Linked DNA regions of Homo sapiens: region 2 is linked to region 1. The links are chromatin loops, found by intact Hi-C in ENCODE. Cell type or tissue: dorsolateral prefrontal cortex. All regions are shown on one strand. Each heading gives the region's core, and the rest is flanking DNA. Links, peaks and the distances in the headings are about the cores only.

Region 1 (12,718 bases), core at 2,815-10,814:
TTGTGGGGACATTTACAAGATAGTTGGCAGAGAGAGAATAGAGATTGAAATATAATGCTCAAAAAATAAAATAGAAAATGTAATATTATAAATAACTAATATTCTAATGGAACAATCATATCATAGGCTCTTAATCCCATTCTGAGAAAATAAAAATATCTTTACTTCAGAAAAAATAAAAACAAATTTTTAAATATGGCACAATATTATTTTTGAAAAGAATTAGATTGAAATACTGCCATATATTGTGATGGAAAAATGTGAAGATTTTAAATGTAGAATAAAACCAAATTTGATTCTTCTCTTCTGCTCTCTCCCATCCTCTTTGCCTCTGTTCCTTCCTCTCACAACCACTGATGCCTGGGACACCCACTGGCACAGGGATACAGCCAGGAACAAGTCACACATGGTCCTTAACATCTTGACATCTTCAAAATTGCAGGAAAGACATATTAGATAACTAGCTGCAAATGTGAGGTGTATAGTGAAATGGAAATATAGTACTTCTTACACAAATGACCATAAGCAATCTTAGTTTAAGTGATTATTAAGATTGTCAGTCTCTGCACCTTACATAAAAAATAAAATCCCATCTCTATTCTGTGATGGCATCTCATGGCTGCCAGTCATATCTAGAAAATTTCCCCCAGGTATGAATAGAGCAATGATAGGCTCTACTGGCATGACTGCCAGTTCTGTTTAGCAAAAATTTTCACTATTTTTCAATGTTTATTCGTTTAACAGCCAAACTGATTCTTTTCCTGTCCTAAACAGAAATATTTAAACTTTGCTAACTTTCTTTGAATTTGGAACTGTCAACATATGCTTTTATTCTAAGATATTTCAAGTCAAAAAAAAAAAAAAAAAACGTGGTAGGATGAGGTGCTGGTATACAGTCTATGATCCCCCATATGAGTGTGCTAGAGCTATCACCAAAAGTGCCACAAATTGGATAATGACTAAATAACAGAAATATCTGTCTCTCAATTCTGGAGGCTAGAAGTCCAAACTCAAGAGTCGGCAGGGTCATACTCCCTCAGAAACCTGCAGAGGAAGCATCTTCCCCTGGCTTTTCCTAGACTCCAGTGGTTCTCTGGCAATGTTTGGTGCCCCTTGGCTTAGAGGTGCATCATTCCCATCCTCCAAGTTCACAGATCATCTTCCCTCTGTGCATCAGGCTCTGTGTCCAAATTTCTCCTTTTTACAAAGACACTAGTCGTATTAGATTAGGGCTATTCTTAGTGACCTCGTTTTACATTGATTACCTCTGGGTAAAGACTCTATTTCCATGCCGGGTGCAGTGGCTCATGCATGTAATCCTGGCACTTTGGGATGCTGAGGCGGGCGGATCACCTGAGGTTGGGAGTTTGAGACCAGCCTGACCATCATGGAGAAACCCCATCTCTACTAAAAATACAAAATTAGCCAGGCGTGGTAGATATACCTGTAATCCCAGCTACTTGGGAGACTGAGGCAGTAGAATTGCTCAGACCCTGGAGGTGGAGGTTGCAGTGAGCCAAAATCGTGCCATTGCACTCCAGCCTGGGTAAGAAGAGCAAAACTCTGTCTCAAAACAAAAACAAACAAGACCCTATTTCCAAATAAGGGCACATTCTGCAATACTTCAACCAACAATTCTACCTCTAACAGCCCCAAGCAAAAAGGCACATTCTTTATTGACACTTGTACAAAATAACTACTTACCGAACCACTCCACCCTGTACTTATAAATCATCTTTAAGGAAAGCTATGCATTATCTTATCTACTGCTATAGTTTTTCTCTGTGGTTCATGGGAAGAGTGCTAAAGAGATGAAAGAAAAATTCTTGGTCAAATTTTTCTTTAATGTGTGGAAATTTTTATCACTTTGAAAACAACCTGACAACAGTGGAAAATTCATAAAGGAGCCTTGGTATGTCACCAAACTGGATTTTTATTCTCATCATGACCAAAGATGTGCCTTATGCCTTTATATCCAAGTGACTTCAGCAACTAGATGTGATGAGAAAGACATGATAAGGCATTGGGAAATGTAAAGTCAGCTCTACTATGAGGAAGAACAATAGTAAATAGTTGAATTCAACAAATATTGATTAAGCACAACTATGTGCAGATCCTGTACTAGGTTGTGAGGACACAAAGTTGAATGTAACGTGGTCCTGGTTTTCAGAAGCTTATCTCCCTAAATGAAGAAATAAGATAAATATAAAAATATCTACAATACAGGATATTTTTATTCCAGTGGAGGAAAAGGGAAAAGTAGAACCTTGAAATAGAAGTGTGTTTCCAAAAGTCAAAAATGAAATAATGGTGACTAGAATACCTGTTTTTAGTATTCTATGGTATTTTTAAGTACAGAAATCGTGGTATTTTTGTGATGTAATACCATAACTTAGACGGGGTCTTGCTCACACTCCCTAGCCTCAAGGAAGCCTCCCACCTCGGCTTTCCAAAGTGCTGGGATTACAGGTGTGAGCCATCACGTTTGGCCTGTAACTTAGGCTTTTAAAATGTAATTTTAATCTTTCACATCTTCAGAGGTGCCCGATGATTATCAGTGGCATTCAATTTTTGAATGGAACAAAGATGCACTCATTTGAAAGCATTTCATTCCTCTGTAATCCTGAAAGCTAACCCATCGTTCCCACCCACAGCCTGTATACACACTGCTCCTCCTGTATTCCCATCTCTGCATTGACAGCCCCATCCTCCAAGGCACCCAAATGAAAATTTCAACCTTTTCTTTGCCTCACTTGGTGGACACCAAGTCCTGTATAATCCACCTCCTAAGAATCTCTAGAAACTGCCCCGTTTTTCGTCCCCTTTGGCCATCAGGAGTCCTATCTTTTCTTGCCTGGACAATGTAATCATTCCAATCAATCAAATCTAAGTGGATTTATCTGCTTCTTTGAATCTACTTCCTCCTCACAATTATCTACTTTCCCATCCTGTTACCAAAAAGACTTTTCCAAAATGAAATATAATCACATTATGGCCCTGCTTTAAAGCATTGAGTATGTCTTCATTGTCTTCAATATGGAGGAAAAACTCTTTCACAGCCCAGCCTCTACCTTTCTCCGGAGCTTCCTCTCCTACTGTGTTTCCATGCATGCTTCACTGCAGACACCCTGACTGCCTGTGGTATCCTGAACATCCCTTGCCCTCTTACAGGTTTTGTCATGCTAGCCTCCTGCCTAGATTGCCCTTCCCCACATTCCCTCCTGTATTCATCTCCTGTTGCTGCTGACACAAATCACTGCAAGCTTAGTGGCTTAAAACAGCACTTACGGCCAGGCGCTGTGGCTCATGCCTGTAATCCTAGCACTTTGGGAGGCTGAGGCAGGTGGATCATGAGGTCAGAAGATCAAGACCATCCTGGCTAACAAGGTGAAACCCCGTCTCTACTAGAAGTGCAAGAAATCAGCAGGGCGTGGTGGCGGGCGCCTGTAGTCCCAGCGACTCAGGAGGCTGAGGCAGGAGAATGGAGATCACACCACTGCACTCCAGCCTGGGCGACAGAGCGAGACTCCATCTCAAAAAAAAAAAAAAAAAAAAAAAAAACCCAGCAACTCACTTATTTTCTTACCATCTACAGGCCAGAAACCAGAAATCAGTTTCACTCAGCTAAAGTCAAGGTGTTCCAAGGCCAGCTCCTTCTGGCTGCTCTGGGGGAGAATCTATTTCCTTGCCTTTCCTACCTTCTGGAGACCACGGGCATTCCAGGGCTGGTGACCCCTTCCTCTGACCTCCTGCTTCCATTGTCACCTCTTCCACTGTCTGCTTCTCTGTTAGCAGGATTATCTCCTTTTTATAAGAACATTTATGTTTACAGAGAAGCCCACCCAGATAATCCAGAACACTCTGTCTCAAGATCTTAATTTAATCACATTTGCAAAATCCCTTTTGCGATATAAGATAACATTCACAGGCTCTAATGATTAGTCCCTGCTTATTTTCGGGAGCCATTATTCTGCCTAGCATACCTATCTTTTTCTACCTCAGCCTTTCAGATGCAGCTTAAACATTTCTTCTTTTCTGGGAAATTTTCTAACATCCTATTCCCTCCCCAATCCCATTACTTCCTCCAGCAATTCCCACTGAGTACCTCACTAATACAACTGTCTGGGTTTGCTTGGGACTAAGGGGGTTCCCAGAACACAAGACTTTCAGTGTTAAAACCAGAAAACTGCCAGACAAACCAGGATGAGTTAGTTACCCTAAGTCCTCACCTTTCTTTCCACATCACCCTCTTTGTAGCACTCAGCACGTGGGATTGTAAGTTAGAATTCTCAGTTCTCTTGCCTTTCTCCTCTGCAAGGCTATGGGTGGGAATGTTTCTTTTGTGTTTCTGATGCTCATGCCTTCGTTTCTGGCATGTGGCAGATGCTCCGTAAAGTGAATGGAGTTTGTGGAGCAGCCCTGCAACAGCAGACAATCTAGGCAAAGTGGAAATTTTCCGCCCTGTGACTAGAACAAAAAACCAAAATGAAACAGAACATTAAACACCGGTATGATGTGCTATGTTCTCTTGGGCACTTTTTTCTTTGATTTTCTCATCTATACTTGCAAATTTGAGTAAAATTAGACACAGTTCTTTGCAAGAACCCAAATATTCGCAGTCCTTGACAGAACACACTGTCTTCAAACAAACAGAGGCTCTACTATTTATAGCTGATTGCTTCACCGCTTGTCTTGCCTGTTTTTTAGAATGCCCTTTGCCACGAACAAAGCAGATTGAAAATAGATGTGGGGCCAGGTTCTGGGAGTCTTCTAACATTTCTTTATTCTCTTAAACACTGATAAAATTGACCCATTCTTGGAATTTGCCTCCTGAATGCTGCAGCAGCTGGAGCACCAGACATGTGACTCTCTTTGATATCACTTCTGTCTGTGTGCCCTCCAGCCAACTTTGTTTACCTCTACAAAAGTGCCCTTGAACAAAGGTGCCCTGCAACTTAGAGTTAATGGAAAAGCAACTGAGGTAAACATTAAAAAGTGAGACTCAGACAAAGACATCATTTAACCAGAGCCATCGATTCCACAGTCCCAGTTCAGAGAAAAATCATTTCTATTGTTGAGTAGGGAATAAATTTATGCCCAAAAGCCAAGTGTGCCTATAATGCTTATGAACAACCACATGAATGGAAACCCTGGACAGAATGAGGGACCAGAAGGAATTAAATTCACATCTTCTGTCGCCCACATTTAAAAAGAGAGAAACTAGGAAATTGAAACCTATTTATGTTATGCATCTGCAAAAACAGAAGCTGTGTAAGAAGTTACTCCTAATGAATGAGAAAATAAAACGTGAAACTTTAAAATGAGAATCAATTATATTTTATCAGTATATTTCCAGATCTTTAATAATGAGCTATGCCTTCCATACAGAATTGAATCACATCAATCAAAGTGAAGAACTCAGCACAAAAGCAATTAGAGGGAAATATTTGGAAGACTACAAAAACATAGTGTTGTAGATAAAAGTAAATATATTATTTTGGTTTGGAAAAATATTTCAAACTCTACTTAAGGTTTATAAATCCTTTCTGTAATTCATGATAAAGGGGGAAGCTCTTGATTATTATCCTCAAGACATACACATATCATGTCTACGTGAATGAATCTGAAAACTGTCTGAATGAGGATAACTCCAGAGGTCACGACAGATGAATGACTCATCTACCCAAATGCAGCCACCAGAGCCCTGATTTGAACCCTGGGCATACAGCTTTTTAAACACACCCCAGCATTTGCCTGCAAATGTGTCCTCACAGCTATAATTTCACTTCCAAACTCACTAAAGAGTCATCTATCAATGCACTACTGACTGGTTTTTACACATACTGAGTTGCAAAGCAGTATTTTAAAACCAGCTATGTAAGAAAACCCATATTTCCCTAGCTTTATGTGCTCTAGAGCTATAAGGACATAAAGCTAATGGAAATAAGAAGGAAAAGCAAACGTCCCCTTCCTCCTTCCATCGGATCTGGCTTTCTGGTCACCGTGTTTTATCAGATTAAAATGTAAAATGAGACTAGTAAAGCTGATTTAAATAATCTCTCTCTATCTAACCATGAGAAAAATTGGAAGGCCCAACTAAGGTCGTGTTAAATGTTAACCTCTGCCAGGAATTGAGGCTGAAGTTTCACCAGCAGAACAGGAAGTTGCATTCTATAACTGCAGTCAACTTGCCTCTATTGTCTTTACAGAGCACCAGATAACGTTAAAAATTCAAAATTGCTAAAACACCACAAATAACTTCTTTCTCTGTCTTCATGACATATTTTATGTTTTCTTTTTATTTTTTGTCTTTCTGACCCTCTAACTAAGTTGATATTTTACTTCTCGAGTCCCTAAGACCTTACTTTATAGCTTCAGAATTTTAGAGTCAGAAGGGGTCATAATCTAAGGTTCCTGAGAAGGCTATAACCTTAGGGGGTGAAAAAGAGAGAAAATATATTTAAATAAGTTTTGTTATCTGATAAACTTACTGACTTGTTTTCCCTTTTATCACAGACTGGATAGAACTTTGTCTAAAATGAACACTGATCCACAGACTATAGCTTGGGAACCCCTGATCTAATTTCATCCCCTAACTGTCAGCTAAAGAAATTAAAACTCAGGGTCACTTGGCCAAGATCACAGAGTTCATTGCTTTTGAAGGGAGCCAGGCTTTAGACACTCAAGTCTCTTGACTGTGTAGTGTGTATTCTATCATACAGGCACCACCCCCCGCCAACTCCCTACCCACAAATAAAGCTAATGCTACCATTTTTATATACCACTCATGGTAATCTGCAAAATTAAGTGAAATTATAATGTATTTTAAGCCAAACATATAATTTGATTATAAAAATTAAGACTTTATTCTAGACCTATAATTATAAAATTAAAATTATAATTCCATAATTTTATAAATTCTCATGTTCACAAACAATGTAACAATGTCATGCAATGGAATAATTTCATCCAAATTGCAGATGATGCCAAATTAATGCTTTACAACTATTTTATTATGAAGTTAATTAAAAAGCATTATATAAAACTATGTGGACATAATTATCTCAAAAATGAAAAGGAATATTAAAATATATGTCTAGTTAAAAGATTTAAAGATAATATTCCAAAATAACAATGGTTATGTCTGATAGTAATATTCTGGATACTTTTTTTCTTTTGAATGTTTCTATAATTTCACTCTTTTTAAAAATATTCATCTTTTCTTTTGTAATGATAAGAATCGACTACATTTTTAAGTCCAAAGAATAAAAATAAATCCAATATCGTGTTTGTGTATGTTATGCCAACATGCTTTTTTTTTTTTTTAAGTAACACAGACGTGTTCATTCAAATAAGTTGACATTTTCATCTTGGTTAGCTGGTTTGATGAAAGTCCAAATCACATGCCAATGAGTAAACTCACTAGCCCATATGACCCAGCTCTGAAAAAGAAAGGCATATAATTTTGTTTCACAAACATTGAGAAGCAGCAACTTTTGGGGTGGGAGGGGTGCTAGAAACATCCTTTGACCAACATTTATGTGAAATGCATGTGCCAGAAATTATAATGACAGAAAAAGGAATTTGATGTCAAACATTTTAGTAAATTACAATATGTACTCTAGAAACACTTCCACTAGAAGGAAAACATCCATTTGACTGAATGTGTAATTTCTATTTTTATAATACAATGTAGGCAGATTACTACAAAAAGTGTATGCAACCATGTGAAGTTTAAAGCTTAAATATAAATAATTAGTATCTAGCTTGTTTATGGGTTAATAAAACTTTAGAAATCAATTAGAGAAATCATACATTTAATTTCACTTTCGACAATTAAATATGTTAAATTTTTTAAAAAGCTAAAACAAAATTTTGCAAGGATAAAAATGAAATTAATACTGTCAAATTCTTTTCTGGCTTCATCTGATATTAAACATTAAACAGATGCCTGGCCTGTTTAAAAAAAAAAAAAAATCTTGGATCACAGAAATAAATAGCCTCTGAGAGAATTAAATGGGTTTTTAAAAATGTATTATTCATTTTAACTTTTATGTCAAAATCATTAAAAAACATATACAGGACATAATAATAGATAAGGGTGACAACAATTGAGATTATAGATGGTCTCTAATTTATGAAGGTTCAACTTAGATTTTTCTACTTTACAATGGTGCCAAAACCATATGCCTTCAGTACACTCCTCAACTTATGATGTGGTTACCTCTGGATAAACCCATTGTAAGTGGAAAATACCATAAGTTGAACTTTACTTACAATATTTCCCACTTACAAGGGGGTTATCGAGATATAACCCCCTTGTAAGTGGAGGAGTATCTGTATTTGAAGGCAAGCTTCAAAAATCCAACTCAAATTGGCTTGAAGAAAATGAGAATTCATCACTTCATATAAATGAAGCAGCAAGGGGTTCTGGCTTCAGGTGTGGCTGGATCTGAGAACCCATAACAGATCTCTAGGACCTGGTCTCTTTCCATCTCCTGAATCTGCTCTTCTCTGCTTTAATTCTGTTACTTATTGTTCCTAAATGCAAACAACAGAAACCAACTATGGATAGTTTAAGCAGAAAACTAAATTTACTGAAATATTTTAGCTAGCTCACACTACCTTTGGAAAGATTTGAGAATGAAATTCGGGAACTTGTATCCAGTAACTCAACTGCAAATCAGGTTAAAAACCAACTCACTGGAGATACCATTGCCAGTATAACTGGTCCCAACAGTTCTAGTTTCAGGCACTGGATGCTCCTGCTAGAATCATTGCTATTTGTGCTTCTAGAAATGGGATAAAGCTGCTACTGCCTCCTGAGAATAAAGTCCTTATTTACCTCATTGGCTTCTGATTAAAAGTCTGACAAGAGTGGGTCTGATAGCAAATCCTAGAACACACATATACTGGAGTAAGAAAGACTCAAAGGTAAGAATCTAGCTTTTACAAAGATGTTCTCATCAGTTGGGGAATTCATCAACATAGGAAAGTTGTTCGAAGGTGCTCAGTGGCCAAAAAGAATAACAAATATATGCCACGGATTTTTCCTTAGGCATTATATGCTGCCAAATGGCTACCAGCAGCTCCAAAAGCCCCCCAGGTCCAACTCGTACAATGAGCGCATCTGTGCTTCTTCCTGCTGACCTGGCAAAACACTCGTTCCCCACTGGCTCTGACAACGTTTCATGCCCAAGTCTGAACAAATCACATGGTCAGGGGAATGTATGCCTTTGACTGGCCAGCACTGAATCACATGCCCACTCCTGGAGATGGAGACAGTGTTATCCCTACTTGAAGCATTTGAAGTACTTATTCTGAGAGCAGAGAATACAGCCCTCCAGAGAGAAACTGCTAGATAGTTTCCAAAAGAATGAATGGAAGAAAGAATAGGAGATGAGGAGGTGGGTAAAGGCAACAAATGTTTTTTACAAATATTTTGATATCCAACTTAACTTCTCAGTTCAACCAAGAAACGGAATCAAGTTTCTGGTCAGACCATGTGTTCTGATTTGGATGATCTTTGATTTGGTCATTCTAATAAAAATAATTGCAATAATAGTACTAAGAATGACACTTGTATGGTGCTAGGTTTCTCTAAGTTACATACATATAAGTTATATATATAGATAAAGTTATATATATAACTTAATTATGTTCTAACTAAATATATGTGTGTGTATATATATGTGTGTATATATGTATGTATACATATATATATATAAAATCTTCACAACCTTATGCTATATATTATTACCATCATTTTATAGATGAAAGGACTGAGACCCAGGATGTTAAATAATTTGATCAAGATCAGATCATTGGTTGAGTAGAGTAACTGGTATTTGAACCCAGGCAGTCTGACTTGAATCCATTCTCTTAACTATATAGTATAAATTCCAAAGAGAGTACATTACCTGTCACTGGTGATCTTTAAGAAGAATCTAGGTAATCGCTAAAGGGAGTTGTGAAAGATATTTTTCTATTTAAATCAAGATTGATGATATTTCTCTCCTCTCAGTTGGCTGAATGCAGAGAAGTGCCTTATGGAGAACCTACAATTACTCCCTGTGGCCCAGCAGTGTGGGTTCTGCTATCCGGGGGCAGGTCAGGCTGGGGGGACTGTATGACTCATGTTTCCCAGGCTGGCCCATGTGCTAATATGCTCTAGCTTCCTTCAAGGAAAGCTACTTCTGGATGTTTGTGGCCTGTCTGGGTGTTCGCAGTTATCCCCCACTCCAAAAATTCCCCTAGAATGCCTAAGCATTGGCCAGTGAATCCTCATCTCCACATTTCCAAGCAGCTTCTGTAGTCTGGGGCTGCTCAAAGATCTGCTGTGCATAGATAAAAAGGCTTTGCTAATCTGGTTGACCAGCCTCTCATTCCCCTCTCCTACATCCACGTGATGGCAAAGGAGGAGCCACAAATCCTTCCCAAACCTTGTACACAAATCTGTTAGTAACAATACAAATTGCACTTGAATGACAATCTACTACCAATTACATTAAACTGTCAGTTTCCACATTCACCTGTAGCAATTTTTACTTTTTCTGAACCATTCTCGTCATGTCAAATATTGAACCTGTGAGAGTAAAGTTATGTCCATATGCACTATGAGACGGGCATTGCTGACCTCTACCCAACAAATCATTGCACCTGCTTCTTCCAGCTGACAGAGCCCTGTTCTTGGGACAGGAACTGAAAATGTCAGATTCAGTTGTTTCAGCTATAAGTCCATTACTGGAAATCCTTGTTTTTTTGCAAAATTAGGCCCTAAAAATAACAGAGCTTATAGGAAAAAGAAGGGGTTGGGGGTTAAAGTAGACCTAAAAAAAAATAGTGGGTATTTCAGAATATAACTTGGACAACCCCAGGCAGGTAGTTAAGATAGCTAGAGCTACTCAGGATATAATAAAATGCATTAAAACAACATGGACTATTCATTTCTGGTTCATGTATTCACATATGGTTCATATATGTTATGCTTAAGAAGTCACTTTAAAAAGAGAAAGAAAGAAAGAACAATATGGAATGCATTCCAGAATTCTGAGACAGTGAGGCTGCTGATAGAGTCGGTATAGTGTCAGGCCTCTGAGCCCAAGCTAAGCCATTATATCCCCTGTGACCTGCACATATACATCTAGATGGCCTGAAGTAACTGAAGAATCACAAAAGAAGTGAAAATGGCCTGTTCCTGCCTTAACTGATGGCATTACCTTGTAAAATGCCTTCTCCTGGCTCATCCTGGCTCAAAAGCTCCCCTACTGAGCACCTTGTGTCCCCCACCCCTGCCCACCAGAGAACAACCCCCTTTGACTGTAATTTTCCTTTACCTACCCAAATCCTATAAAACGGCCCCACCCCTATCTCTCTTCGCTGACTCTCTTTTCAGACTCAGCCCACCTGCACTCAGGTGAAGTAAACAGCCTTGTTGTTCACACAAATCCTGTTTGGTGGTCTCTTCACACGGATGCAAGTGAAATATAGGAGGAAGTGCAACCCGCCACAGGCTTAGAGTTGTATGAGACTCAGGAGTAACAGGTGCCCTCACATAAGGGAGTGTCGGGAATAAGCATTCATTTTAAATTTTCTTTCACAAAGTTAAAAAAGTTTCCTGCCTGTACAGCTAAAGGCTTTTACTTTTCCTGCTAAACGTTATTATTAATTCTCTCTCCTGCTAGGCTGCTATATTCTGCTTTTTTGCTACACCAACACAACTTCCAGAGTATATCGACATAATTCCCCTATTTATCAATGCATGTCTGTGTACTAATTCATTTTCTGGAAATGGATGTGGCAGAACAGACTGTACCCCCTCTCCAAGCCTGCCTGCAGCAGGCAATGGCCATGTGACTTGGTTCTGACCAATGAAATAAATATAGGGAGACTGCTGAGAAAGCCTCAAGAAGAACCTCTTCCTTTCCTATTTTACATTTTGTCATATGAGGATATAATACTTGGAGCAACTGATGCCATTGTATAGCCATGGAGAGAGATACTGCTGCCACACTGATGGTGAAGAAGAGTAGGAGGAGAAGGAGGAGGAGGAGGAGGAGGGAAGGAGGAGGTGAAAAAGAAGAAAAGAGAAGAGAGGGAAGGGAAGGGAAGGGGAGGGAAAGGGAGGGAGGGAGGGCAGGGGAGGGGAGGGGAGGGAAGGGAAGAGGGGAAAAAAGGCAAGAAAAGAGGGGCCAGGTCCTTGATGACAGCATCGAGACACTGAAACAACCCTAGAACTATTTATCTCCAATTCAAACTTTTAAGCCACTTTTGGCTTTATTTTGTTTTATTTATTTTATTTTATTTTTAGAAAGACAGAACCTCACTCCATCACCCAGGCTGGAGTGCGTGATCATAACTCACTGCAGTCTTGAATTCCTGGGCTCAAGTGAGCCTCCCACCTCAGTCTCCCAACCTAGATAATTTTTTAATTTTTTGTGAAGACTGGAGTCTAGCCATGTTGCCTTGGCTGATCTTGAATTCCTGGCCTCAAGCGATCCTCCTGCCTTGGACTCCCAAAGCACTGAGATTACAGGCATGAGCCACTGTGCCAGGCAGGTCTTATTCCCTTTACCTGCAGCACGCCAATATCTCCTGCATTTCCTGTAGAGCACTATGAAAGGAAAATAAATCTTGGAATCTCAAAATAACTAAGCCAAGAGTAAAGTCAAGCTGGGAACTATGTTAGGCAGACCTGCCTCCCATTTTATTCCTAAAT
Region 2 (12,718 bases), core at 1,939-9,938, 56 kb before region 1:
ACCTGGGAGGTGGAGGCTGCAGTGAGCCAAGATCGTGCCACTGCACTCCAGCCTGGGTGACAGAGTGAGACTTTGTCTCAAATAAATAAATAAATATTAATTAATTAATCAAGTGAATGTACAGGACAGCATTTAAAAATGGACCTTTACACAGGCTCTTGCAAAACAGAAACTATTCACAGTGCATATACGTGACTTCCCCAACTCACTACTCTGTGGAAAATAATCTGGTGATTGTAGAGCCGTAGTGTGCCATCGGTCACGTACAAACCGGTCATCCTAACAGGATATGATCACAACCATTCAAAGTTTATGTGTCTCTGTAAAAGACAGAACAGAAAGTGTGACAAGGAAACAAAGTAGGAACAGAAGGAGCAAAAGTTGAAAGTACAAGGGCGCAAAAGTCACAGTATGCTGATTCGAGACTAAGCTTGCTGCCTTATGTTGCGCAAAAGTGTGAGTTCTACAATGAGATCACATGGACACAGGAAGGGGAACATCACACTCTGGGGACTGTGGTGGGGTGGGGGGAGGGGAGAGGGATAGCATTGGGAGATATACCTAATGCTAGATGACGAGTTAGTGGGTGCAGCGCACCAGCATGGCACATGTATACATATGTAACTAACCTGCACAATGTGCACATGTACCCTAAAACTTAAAGTATAATAAAAAAAAAAAAAAGTGTGAGTTCTAGAAGAGCATTCCCTATTAATAGAATCTTTAGTTAGTAGAATTTTAAAGCAGTGATCCATAAATTTCTAGTGTTCTACAAAATCTGCCTCTGTCTTGGTTCAGTGTTGGTGCTCTGTCTTCCACAGAGATCCGGGTTGATGAAAGGCCCTTCCAGGGAAGAGCCCCTCAGTTGCACCATCATGTTATTCATCAGGGCCAGATGAATAAAGAAGGGACGTACAAGTGTGAAAGCCCCCCAGCATCTGAGCCTACCGGTAGCCAAGAGAAACGAGTCTCCAACCTGGTCTTTTGGCTTCCTCATTTCAGCTTACTCTGGCCTGTTCATCTAACACTTACTAAAAGCATGTGACAGTAAGCTTTGAATCAATTCACATATCTTTCTCTCTCAAAATAATGTTTTTAGTTTTCTGATTATGAGAGAAATGAAAAACCCATTATATAAAATTACAAAAAAAGAAAATATAAAAAAAAATTACACTTTCATCACATTTTTCCTCCCAGTTCTTTTTCTAACTATATACTGACATATATTCTAAGAAAACATTATATTCTTTTAGTGTTCTTTTCTGCTATCTTAATTTGCTCTTTTATCACATTACCAAATATTTTTAAATCATTTTTAAATTTTATTATATACATTTACCACAGTTTGTTCAGTCTACTATTGAAGAATATTTAGCATTTTCCCAGTTTGTCTCTATTATAAACTCTTGTGTTTTTTCAGCTTTACTGAGGTATGATTGACAAATAAAAATTGTATATGATGCTTAACCATTCTTTTTAAATGGCTGCATAAAATTTGCTGCTTTGATTTACTGTCATTTTTTTAGCCACATCCCTATTGATAGGCATTTAAATGATTTTTAGCTAATCACTATTCAAACAGTGTTACAATAAACATCACTGGTCATGTATCTTTGTGTACAACAGTAGGGTAAATTTTTAGCATTACCAAGTCTATTTTAAATATGAGATACAAAGATGCAACATCAAGTTTCATATACCTGAGCAAGTAGGTTCTTAGAGCAAGTAAGTGAATATTGCACTTTACATAAATTTGCCTCTGTGACACTTCCACCTGCACACAATATGCCCCAGGGCAGTTAATTCCAAACACTGGTGACAGGCTAGGTCCAGTGGAGTCATCTGAAGATCTTTATCAGAAAGCACAACCCTGGAGCTCATTCTCAAAGATTCCGATTCTTTGGTGGGTCCTAGTATTCTGCATTTTAGGAAACTTCCAGGTGACACTAATACACAGCCAGGTTTCAGCAACACTGCCATAAGAACCCGTATTAAAGAGCTTTTAAAATGGAAAACCAGAAAATAGTCACTAGATGGCAACCTCGCTCACTTTTTGAAAAGCATTTTGAAACAAAGCAAAGAGAGTTTTTAACTTTCATTCACAATTAAATTTGGAAATGTCTCCCTAAAGGAAGTTTAAAAAAAAAAAAAAAAAAACATACAATCAGGTGCCTCTCTTTCATAATGCCCGTATCCTATTACTTTTAAACTCCATAAATAAAAACAAGGGCTCTTTTGTTTGAATAATAACAGCCCCCTCTGGAAACTTAATCTAGTTTTTGTTTGCATACATCTCTCCTATAAAACTCTGAATTTCCTGTTTCCTTAGATAATAAAGTGGAATTTGTCTTAAAAAGTCTCTTTTCTTTCTTACTAATGTCTGAATCTCCTTAAAGCCAAGATCAGCTGTGCTTAGTTTTGTGAGGCTAAACCCCCTGACATTAACACGTTGCCATTCTTTTTCTAACTGGCTCTATACAGGTGCAGAGATTCTTGGAAGAAACCTTAGAGATCATCTGGTCCAGTGCTCACCTAAGGCAGGTTCACTGTGTTTCACCCCTAATAGCTGGTCATTTTGCCACTGTTTACATACTTACACTAACAGGGAGTTCATTACCTTACCTTACACTTTTGGTGCTAGGCAGAAAGATGCATTCATTTTCCACATTACATGTTTCCTGTTTTCTACACTTCTCCTCATCAAACTAAACATTTTTCAATGACCTTTCATGTGCTCTTTCACCACACTTACCTCCAGTTGGTTGGGCACAATATTCCACATATTGTTTGAACATCTCAGCAGACCATGTAATAGTCTACCCTTTATTCTGGCCACTCAATCCTGTTAATATAGTCTAGGATTGTGTTAGACTCCTTAACATCTACAAAATGCCTATGTCAGCACTTGGTCCAAAATACAGGCTAAATTCATATTAGTTTCCCTTTCTCCTTATTTAATTTCTAATTATATAAGTACTAACTTCCTTCTGGTTTTTGTTTGCTCATGTGCTTACTCCATAAAAAACAATATTAGACCAGCTCTGCTCTTTGTACAGTATTATATCATTTATTTTCTGATCCAGGATGCATAATGCTCTATTTCACAATGCTATTTTATTGAAGTTTCTTCAATCTCGATTTTGTGATCCTAAATATTAACTATCACTCCCAGTTCTTAAGATGCAAATACTTCCTGGGTGTTCATTCACCAGTTTGAAGAAATTTTGAACAGGGCAGAGGGCAGGCTAGGACAGTGCCTGCAGCATATTGAAGTTGGCCCCCTTGTAGCCTGATGCTGATCTATTTTTTTTTTTTTTTTTGAGACGGAGTCTCGCTCTGTCGCCCAGGCCGGACTGCGGACTGCAGTGGCGCAATCTCGGCTCACTGCAAGCTCCGCTTCCCGGGTTCACGCCATTCTCCTGCCTCAGCCTCCCGAGTAGCTGGGACTACAGGCGCCCGCCACCGCGCCCGGCTAATTTTTTGTATTTTTAGTAGAGACGGGGTTTCACCTTGTTAGCCAGGATGGTCTCGATCTCCTGACCTCATGATCCACCCGCCTCGGCCTCCCAAAGTGCTGGGATTACAGGCGTGAGCCACCGCGCCCGGCCGATGCTGATCTATTAATCAATACTTTTTGGGTGCAGCTGTTTGGTTAATAATGACTATGGCTCTATTATTAACTGGCCTAGATATGCTCACAAAAGAATTTTGTCAAATGCTTTGCTAATATCAATATGCTGAGCTCTACAGCATTTCCTAAACCTACAAGACCAGCAATAAGATCAAAAATGCAATCAGGCTGGGCACGGTGACTCACACTGTAATCCCAGCACTTTGGGAGGCCAAGATGGGCAGATCATTTGAGTCCAGAAGTTTGAGACCATCCTGAGCAACATGGTGAAACCCATTGTCTACAAAAAATACAAAAATTAGCCGGGCGTGGTGGCATGCTCCTGCGGTCCCAGCTACTTAGGAGGCTGAGGCAGGAGAATCGCTTGAAACTAGGAGGCAGAAGTTGCAGTGAGCCGAGATCGCGCCACTGTACTCCAGCCTGGATGACAGAGCAAGGCTCTGTTTCAAAAAACAAAAGAAAAAGAAAAAAATGAAATCAGAATAGTGACAGTACAGAAAACTGTGATAATGTAGACTTAAAAAAAAACTAAAGGTTTTTTTTTCACCTTGGAAAGGTGAAATAGATTACAACCAAATTACAACTGTAATCCCTGGACACATGTAGAACAGACCCAAGAAAACTCTGAAAGGTGGAGAGAATTAAAAAGATGGGCCAGGGACCTTAAGACTCAAGGAATGACAAGGCATTAAGCTTCCTGGGCTTTTTTTGGTCTCATATATCCCAGACTTGGAGCTCCAGATGCTGGCAGCCCAGAAACACCAAATACAGACAAAAAAAGCCTGCACACTCTAGCCAAAGGAACAGGAAAGGGGCAGTCCAGCAACGCTGAACACTTTTAGACAATAACCACTCTACGCCAGCCAAACACCGCAGAGAAAACTGTGGCCCCAACCCCACCCACACAAGCCAAGGCTGAGTGGGGGAGCCCAGACTTCCAACCTGGAGACGCCACCACGAGGTGCCTCAGCCCCGTCACCACCACCACCACCACCTCCGGGGTGGTATCACAGAAGGCTGAGAAGAGAGCTGGTACTCTCATTCCAGCCAGCCTGTAACAAGCAGTTCCTGTGGTATCAGTGGAGACCATGAGGACAGCCTGGACTCCACTCCCACTCGGCAACTTCCTGCTGAGGGGGGGGCACAGGAGGTCTAGTGGAGAGTCAAGATTTTTACCACTGCTTAGCAGTAACAATGCCACCTACCTATGGTGCCACCAGAGACCATGTGGGGAGCCAGAACTTCCACCCTTTCCTGTAGTAATGAGGAGCCCCCAACACACATGCACACACACACACAGGGATGTCAAGGGAGGCCAAGTGGGAAACCTGGGCGTCTATCTCTACCCTTCTAAAGTGGTGTCATAGGAAGCAAAAATAGAAGTTAAATAATACCCAGAGTCTTATAATATGAAAGTACCCAGGATTCAATTGAAAATCACTCATCATTCAAAGAAACAGGAAGATCTCAAACTGAATGAACAAAGGCAATCAATAGATGCCAACACTGAGTCAGCAGAGATGTTAGAATTTCCTAACAAATTATTGTAAAGCAGTCATCATAGAAATGCTTCAATGAGAAATTTATAAATGCACTTCAAACAAATGAAAAAGTAGAAAGTTTCAGCAAAGAAAGAGAGGATCTAAAGAAGAACCAGATGGAAATGTTAGACATGAAAAAGACAATAATGGAAATTTTGAAAAACTCAGTGGATGGGCTCATTAAAAGGATGGAGGGAACAGAGGAAAAAATCAGTCCACTAGAAGACAGAACAATTTTTCAACCTGAACACAGAAAAAATAGCCTGTAAAAACAAACAAACAAACAAAAACACAAGAGCAGAGCTTCAGGGACCTATGGATCTAACACTTACGTCATTGGAGTTCTAGAAGGAGAGGAAAAAAAGGGCAGGGCTGAAAAAGCACTTGAAGAAATAATGGCTGAAAGCTTTCCAAATTGGCAAAAGACAAAAACCTACAGATTTAAATAGGTGGGTGAACTGCAGACAGGATAAACCAATAAACCTACAGAAACCTACAGCAAGCTAGAAAGATCATGCAGGTTTCTCCTTTCTGAATGAACAGAGTGAGAGAATCTGATGCATCCATTAGCTGAATTCCTCTAGAGTAAGGTCATCTGATCTCTCAAATAATGAAGGATTCTATTTCCTGACCCAATCAGAAGGTTAGCTGAACCTGTCATCAGAATGTTATTACATTTGCCTAAGAGTGAACCTTTCATGCAGGGTGCTTGTTGGAGAGCCTAAGAGGTCACAGTGGAGACTTTGTTGTCCCTGAAGGAACAGGCTCTTGGCTGTTTTTGTCTGTTTGCTAATAAATGCTTGAACATGTGGTAGCATTCGGTCTGAGACTTGTTTTCACTGTTGGATACCACCATGGGAGCAAAGCCATGGGAAAAGAATCCCATAGTTCCCGGCCACTCCTCACTACTGGATGTGCCAATGCTTATCCGAACAACCTGATAATTGTGAATAGCTTAATTGACTTAGGTCATTCACAACAACGTAGTACCAAGCATCTCTATTAAAACAAGCAGGCTAAAGAATTAAAACACATTTTATAGGTTACATATTTGGAATACACTAAGCCAGACTTCTTTATTTATGATAATTTATTACCTTTAGGACAGGTCAAATCATGTGATTTAGATGGGGAGAAATAATACATCAAATCTTACCGTTGTAGGACTTCATACTTAAATATTTGGGTTGAAATTAGGGTAGTGGACACTTGTGTAGAAGCTCCTCTAAGGACTTATAATAAATACAACAAATGAGAGAAACTAAAAGGAAAATTGGAAAACATGAAAACAAAGTGTGAACTATCTGGGAAATACATTCATAGATATCATTAAACCACCTGAAAACTTAGGGGCTTGAAACAAAAAGGACTTTATTTAGCTTGTAGGCCTTTGGCTTGGCTAGGAGGTTCTTCCAGACTGGACTGTTCAGCTGATCTCACCTGGGCTCTCTCACGTATCTGTGCTCAGCTGGCTGGTCACGTATAGCCTCACTCCCTCACTCACATGCCTGGTGTTCGGCAGGCTGTTGCCTCAGTTCTCTTGCTCATGACCTTCATCCTCCAGCAGGCTAGCTCAGGCTCAGTCTTGTGACAGTCTCATATGTAAGTACTTTCCAATGCCCTGCTTGCCTCATGGTTGCTAATGACCCACCGGCAAAAACAAATCACAAAGATAAGCCCTGAAACATACAACTACTTAAGCAACAATGACCTAACCAACAAAAGGTATGGTGAGAGGAGGGGAAACATTGCAGCCATTTTTTCCTCACCCTTAAAAGAGTGTGTCAGTCATGCAAATTATACCAATTTATGTCGATCTTTGTCTACACTCCTACTGAATAATTTTCTTTCAATGGATAAATGAGCCTTCTATTAAACTTTAGTCTGATCCTGCACATAAATTAATTTGCTTTATGGTTCAGATTTGAATGAGTTCAAAAAAAGTATAACAGTATGAATTTAATTCATTTATTCAACAAATATCTACTGAGAGCCAACAAGGTACTAGGCATTGAGGATACTGCAATGAACAAAATAAACTAAAATTCCTGCCTTTAAGAGTTTACATTTATGGTGAATACTGGCAATAAACAAGTTATATTAAATAAAATATATACTATACAATACAGCCACAGAAGCTAAGGAAAATACTAAGTTGGAGAAAAAGTCTAAGAACTTGTGGAGAGGGCTAATATTTTGTGTAGAGTGGCAACAAAAACTCAAAATGAACACGTGACTTATGAATACAACCTCAAAGAAAGTAGGGAAGCCAGCCAAGATGATATGAGATGAAAAAAATGTTCCAAGCAGGGGGAACAGCATATGCAAAGCCCCTGAGGCAGGCATGTGCCTAGCATGTTGAGGAACACCAAGTATGACTTGTGTGGCTGGTACAAAGAGGGTAGTCAGGGTAGAAAGAGATGGGGTTAGAGATATAATGGAGTTGGGGTCAGGGAGAGTGTCAAAATATAAGATTTAATAGGTTATAGAAAATAGTTTGGCTTTTACGATGAGTGGAATAGGAAGCCATCAGATTGTTTTGAACAAGGCAGTGCCATCATCTGACCTCCATTTTAACAGGATCCCCCAGCTGCTGGGTGAAAACTGGGGCAGAGGCAGAAGCCGCAAGGCAGGTTAGGAGGCTATGGTGACAATCTAGGCAAGAGGAGAGGGTGGCCGGGAGTAACAGTAGGTTTGGAGGGAAGTATTTGGGATCAGGATGTGTTTTGAAGGTAAAGTGAACAGAATTTGCTGGTGGATTGGCTCTGGGGGGTGAAAGCTAGGAAAGACTCAACAATGACTCCCAAGTTTTCAGCCTGAACAGCTTTTGAGGTTGGGAATCATGTGAGAGAAGCAGGATTGCAATTAATGAATATTAGAAGACTAAATTAAACTTGAAGCTCTTGATGCAAGAGTGGTTTATGCCCCCATCTGTCCTCTCGTCCACTGCAGTGCACACCCAACCAACTCCCAATGCCAGAACTTCACATCCTTGCTGGAGGACTCTTTTGCCAATGGAGTCTACTTTACCACCAACATCCCTGGAAGTGCTGGGGAATTAATGCCTTCCAGGAGCAGCCATCAGCCAGTAACTGGCAGGATTTGGTGTATAAATACCCCAAGTTCCCTCACCTTTTGGCTAGGAGAACTAAGAGGTTGTGTTTTATACTAGTCCTCAGAATTCTGGAAAGTAAGAATATACTCAAGTTCCCACAGTGGTAGCTGGCTTGATAATAAGTTCTTTGTTGGATTTCTTTATTTGTTTGTCTCACTTCCCCATTTCCTTACCTTCATATCCCTCTCCATCAAAATAAAACAAACAACAACAATAGCAAGAGCTAGTAATTGAATCCTTTCTTAGAGTCTGTTTTTGAACACCTGAAACTATGATAATGCCTATTAGACATCCAAAAGGCAATGCTGTGGAAGAAGATGGACACTTAATCTTTGTGATTTAGGGAACAATCAGGCTAGAGATCTAAATTTCAGAGTCAGCATCATATGGATAGGTTAGGAGTCATAGGAATAGCTGAAATTATCAAGGGAGTGAGTGAAGACCGAAAAGTTCAAACCCTTGATCACACTAAAGCTTAGAGGTCAGAGAACTGAGGAGAAACCAGCAGAAAAAAAAAATAAAAAAGTCAAAGAGGAGCAGCCAGAGAGGTCAGAGGAAACTCAAGGGAATGAAAACACTCTTTCCAGTAATTACATGTATTAATACCTGGGTCTTACTGCAGATTGAAAGAACCAGGTTCTCTGCTCTTCCAGGTTCACACTAGAAGTCTACATATTTTAAAAGGCTTTTCAAATATTGCTTAAGCACAATAAGGTTTAATAAACATTGACTCTTAGAAACTCCTGTCTTCCCCTTTTTTGGGGGAGACTGGTGGTGTAGGTAGCATAGCACAAATCAGCTTTTATTCTGTCCTATTAAGTTCATGACACAAAAAACTGCTCAACCACAATTGATTTCCAGTAGCTCATCCTGCCACCTAAGCAAATTGTGCCCTCATAATTAGAGGTGATTTTATACATACATATATACAATGTGTGGTATGTGTGTGTGTGTATTTTTAATTAGCTGGATACAGATCTTTTTTCTGGAGCTAAGGTTAACCTGAATTGATAATGTTAGTTGCTAGAGGTTTCACACTCACACTCTTGAACTACATCATTAACCCAAAGCAGGTCTGTGGGAACTTCCATTCTTTTTAAGATGTAAAATCATATCAGATAGCAAGACGTCAGCTTTACTCCAATTCTACACATATTTTTTTAGTAATGACTATATACTACTGAGACTAATTTTTTTTTTTTTTTTTGAGATGGAGGCTCGCTGTGTTGCCTAGGCTGGAGTTCAGCAGCGCAATCTTAGCTCACTGCAACCTCCGCCTCCCTGGTTCAAGCAATTCTCCTGTGTCAGCCTCCCAAGTAGCTGGAATTACAGGTGCCCACCACCACTCTTGGTTAATTTTTGTATTTTTAGTAGAGATGGGGTTTCACCATGTTGGCCAAGCTGGTTTCGAACTCCTGACCTCACGTGATCTGCCCACCTCTGCCTCCCAAAGTGCTGGGATTACAGGCGTGAGCCACTGCACCTGACCTGGTTTTTTAATTACCAATACTTAGGTATCCAAATGAAATCTCTTTGAAATTGTCATCTTGGGAAGTTATACGCTACATTTCTGAACATCTTTTAGAAATGCCTTCAGAATCCACAGCAAGTGTATTTCACTGTCACATCTTTGTTCTCTTACGTGGTCTTGATTTTAGAATTTCCAGTGCCATTAGTACTAATAGTTAACACTATTTCATGAGTCTCATAAACTGATGCCTACAGAGTAGTCCCAAGAATATTTACAGAAAAACATAATACAAGCTTAACAGATTAACATGACCACTTCATAGGCAAAAATAATAAAAAGATGTTGTGATAGTTAATTATATGTGTTGACTTAACAGGGCTAAGGGATGCCCAGATAGCCTGTAAACATTATTTTAAGTATGTCTTTGAGGGTGTTTCTGAAAGAGATCAGCGTTGAATCCATCAGTAGACTTAGTACAGAATATCACCCTCATCAATGCAGGTGGGCACCATCCAATGCATTGAGGGCCTCAAGAGAACAAAGAGGTGGCGGAAGCGTGAATTTTCTCTATCTGCTTGATCTGGGCCATCCATCTTCCCCTGCCTTGGGACGTGGGTGGTCCTGGTTTTTGGACCTTTGGACTCCAGAACTTACACCAGTAGCCCCCCAGGTTCCCAAGCCTTAAGTCTTGGACTGAATTACACCACCAGTTTTCCTGGTTCTCCAGTTGGCTTCAGTGTATAGTGGGGCTTCTTGACCTCCATCATCACATGAGCCAATTCCCATAACAAGTCTCTTCTTGTATATCTGTATATATTCTATTCGTTCCGTGTCTCTGGAGAACCCTGACTAATACAAGTATGCTGTTATTAGTAGAATAAAAAACAGTAGAGATCCACAGAGAGACCGGACTAGTTACACAATTCGTGAAGCCCAGTACCAATGAAAATGCAGCATCTCTTGTTCAAAAAGCAGGGGGAAGTGCTATTAAGTACTAAACTACAAAGCTCCTTCCTTGCTTCCACATATTTCATCTGCTCAAGCCCATGCTCCAGTGTCCCATCAGACTTCAGTTATAAACTGTAAGTTTAAAGATAATCAGTAAGAATCCCAGGATGGTAAGACAGGAGAAAGAAACCCAGTGTGGGTCCCTTCTGTGTGGGAGGTTCTGTCTGACAGCCAGCCATACAGAGATGACTTCTATTCAAAAAACACCAGCTTCCACTGATGTGTGGGAAAGTCACAGACTCTGACTTTACTCCTTCTTTTTGCAATAACACGTCTTATATTTTCAGTATTTGTTTCCGTTTAGGTAAAAGAGCAAATTCAGGAGGCGAGGAAGAGTGTATTCATTAGGGCAGCACAAGCAGTACCTCTGCAGTGGGGTCAGAGGGAGAGAAGTGCCTGGGGATAACCCCTTCCTGGCTGGCTCACTGAGGCAGGCCAGGAAGTACAGTAGCTGGTAGCTTATTTTACCTCAAGTTCAAACAAACCTTTCCCCTGCAGATGGGTTTCAGCAAACACCATAAAGTCCACTTTATACAAAACTTCATGGAAACACAGTGGGGCAAAACTAGCCTCATCCCCACCCACTCTCTGCCCCACCTCACTTCCTTTGCTCCCTGTGGCTAGCATGTCTAATTCAAGGGACAGTCACAAAAATACTGGCTATTAAACATCTTGAGGTTCATTGATATTCTCAGTGTGTTGTAGGTTTCTGCTAAAACACATTGGTGATTTAAAGGAGTCTACCAGCTCTGAAACCAAGTTTCTTAAATTCCATGAAGCAGTTCCACAGGAGTGCTGTCTTACTGTGTCCGGAATTGGTGGGTTCTTGGTCTCACTGACTTCAAGAATGAAGCCGCGGACCCTCGCGGTGAGTGTTACAGTTCGTAAAGTCCGCGTGTCCGGAGTTTGTTCCTTCTGATGTTCGGATGTATTCGGAGTTTCTTCCTTCTTGTGGGTTCGTGGTCTCGCTGGCGCAGGAGTGAAGCTGCACACCTTTGCAATGAGTGTTACACCTCATAAAGACAGTGCAGACCCAAAGACTGAGCAGCAGCAAGATTTATTGCAAAGAGCAAAAGAACAAAGCTTCCACCGTGTGGAAGGGGACCCGAAGCGGGTTGCCACTGCTGGCTGGGGCAGCCTGCTTTTATTCCCTTATCTGGTCCCACCCACATCCTGCTGATTAGTCCATTTTACAGAGAGCTGATTCATCTGTTTTGCAGAGAGCTGATTGGTCCATTTTGACAGGGTGCTGATTGTTGCATTTACAATCCCTGAGCTAGACACAAAAGTTCTTCAAGTCCCCACTTGATTAGCTAGACACAGAGCACTGATAGGTGCATTTACAAACCTTGAGCTAGACACAGGGTGCTGATTGGTGCATTTACAAACCTTGAGCTAGACACAGAGTGCTGATTGGTGTATTTACAATCCCTTAGCTAGACATAAAGGTTCTCCAAGTCCCCACTGGATTAGCTAGACACAGAGCACTGATTGGTGCATTAACAAACCTTGAGCTAGACACAGGGTGCTGATTGGTGTGTTTACAAACCTTGACCTAGACACAGTGCTGATTGGTGTATTTACAATCCCTTAGCTAGACATAAAGGTTCTCCAAGTCCCCACTAGACTCAGGAGCCCAGCTGGCTTCACCTAGTGGATTCCACACCGGACAGCAGGTGGAGCTGCCCGCCAGTCCCGCACCATGCGCCCACAATCCTCAGCCCTTGAGCTGTGGATGGGACCGGGCGCTGCAGAGCAGGGGGTAGCGCTCGTGGGGCCGCGCAGGAGCCCACGGCGGTGGGGGGCGGGAGGGAGGCTCAGGCATGGCGGGCTGCAGGTCCGGAGCCCTGCCCCGCCGGGAGGCAGCTGAGGCCCGGCAAGAATTCCAGCGCAGCGCCGGGGGGCCGGCACTGCTGGGGGACCCGGCGTACCCTCTGCAGCTGCTGGCCTGG

What was found. A loop is a pair of places that touch in the nucleus more often than their neighbours do. Peaks named below come from ENCODE experiments on the same cell type or tissue, not always from the same donor. Only the 100,000 strongest peaks of a DNase experiment are listed, where the experiment ranks them.
Region 2: a loop joins it to region 1, with 2.9 times the contacts of the local background. A loop is called at or near these places in 5 of 110 quality-filtered maps.

The regions. Positions count from the first base shown.
Region 1 is chr4:87,906,667-87,919,384 of GRCh38, forward strand. No RefSeq gene overlaps it. Among named protein-coding and RNA genes, the nearest start is that of SPP1, 63 kb to the right of the region's middle. RefSeq lists a silencer at 12,691-12,718. In dorsolateral prefrontal cortex, for the core only: no CTCF peak of the experiment used is centred there; no DNase peak of the experiment used is centred there; H3K4me3 peaks cover 2,030 bases; H3K27ac peaks cover 2,413 bases.
Region 2 is chr4:87,851,193-87,863,910 of GRCh38, forward strand. No RefSeq gene overlaps it. Among named protein-coding and RNA genes, the nearest start is that of MEPE, 25 kb to the left of the region's middle. In dorsolateral prefrontal cortex, for the core only: CTCF peaks have their summits at 2,033 (motif pointing right) and 2,233; no DNase peak of the experiment used is centred there; H3K27ac peaks cover 575 bases.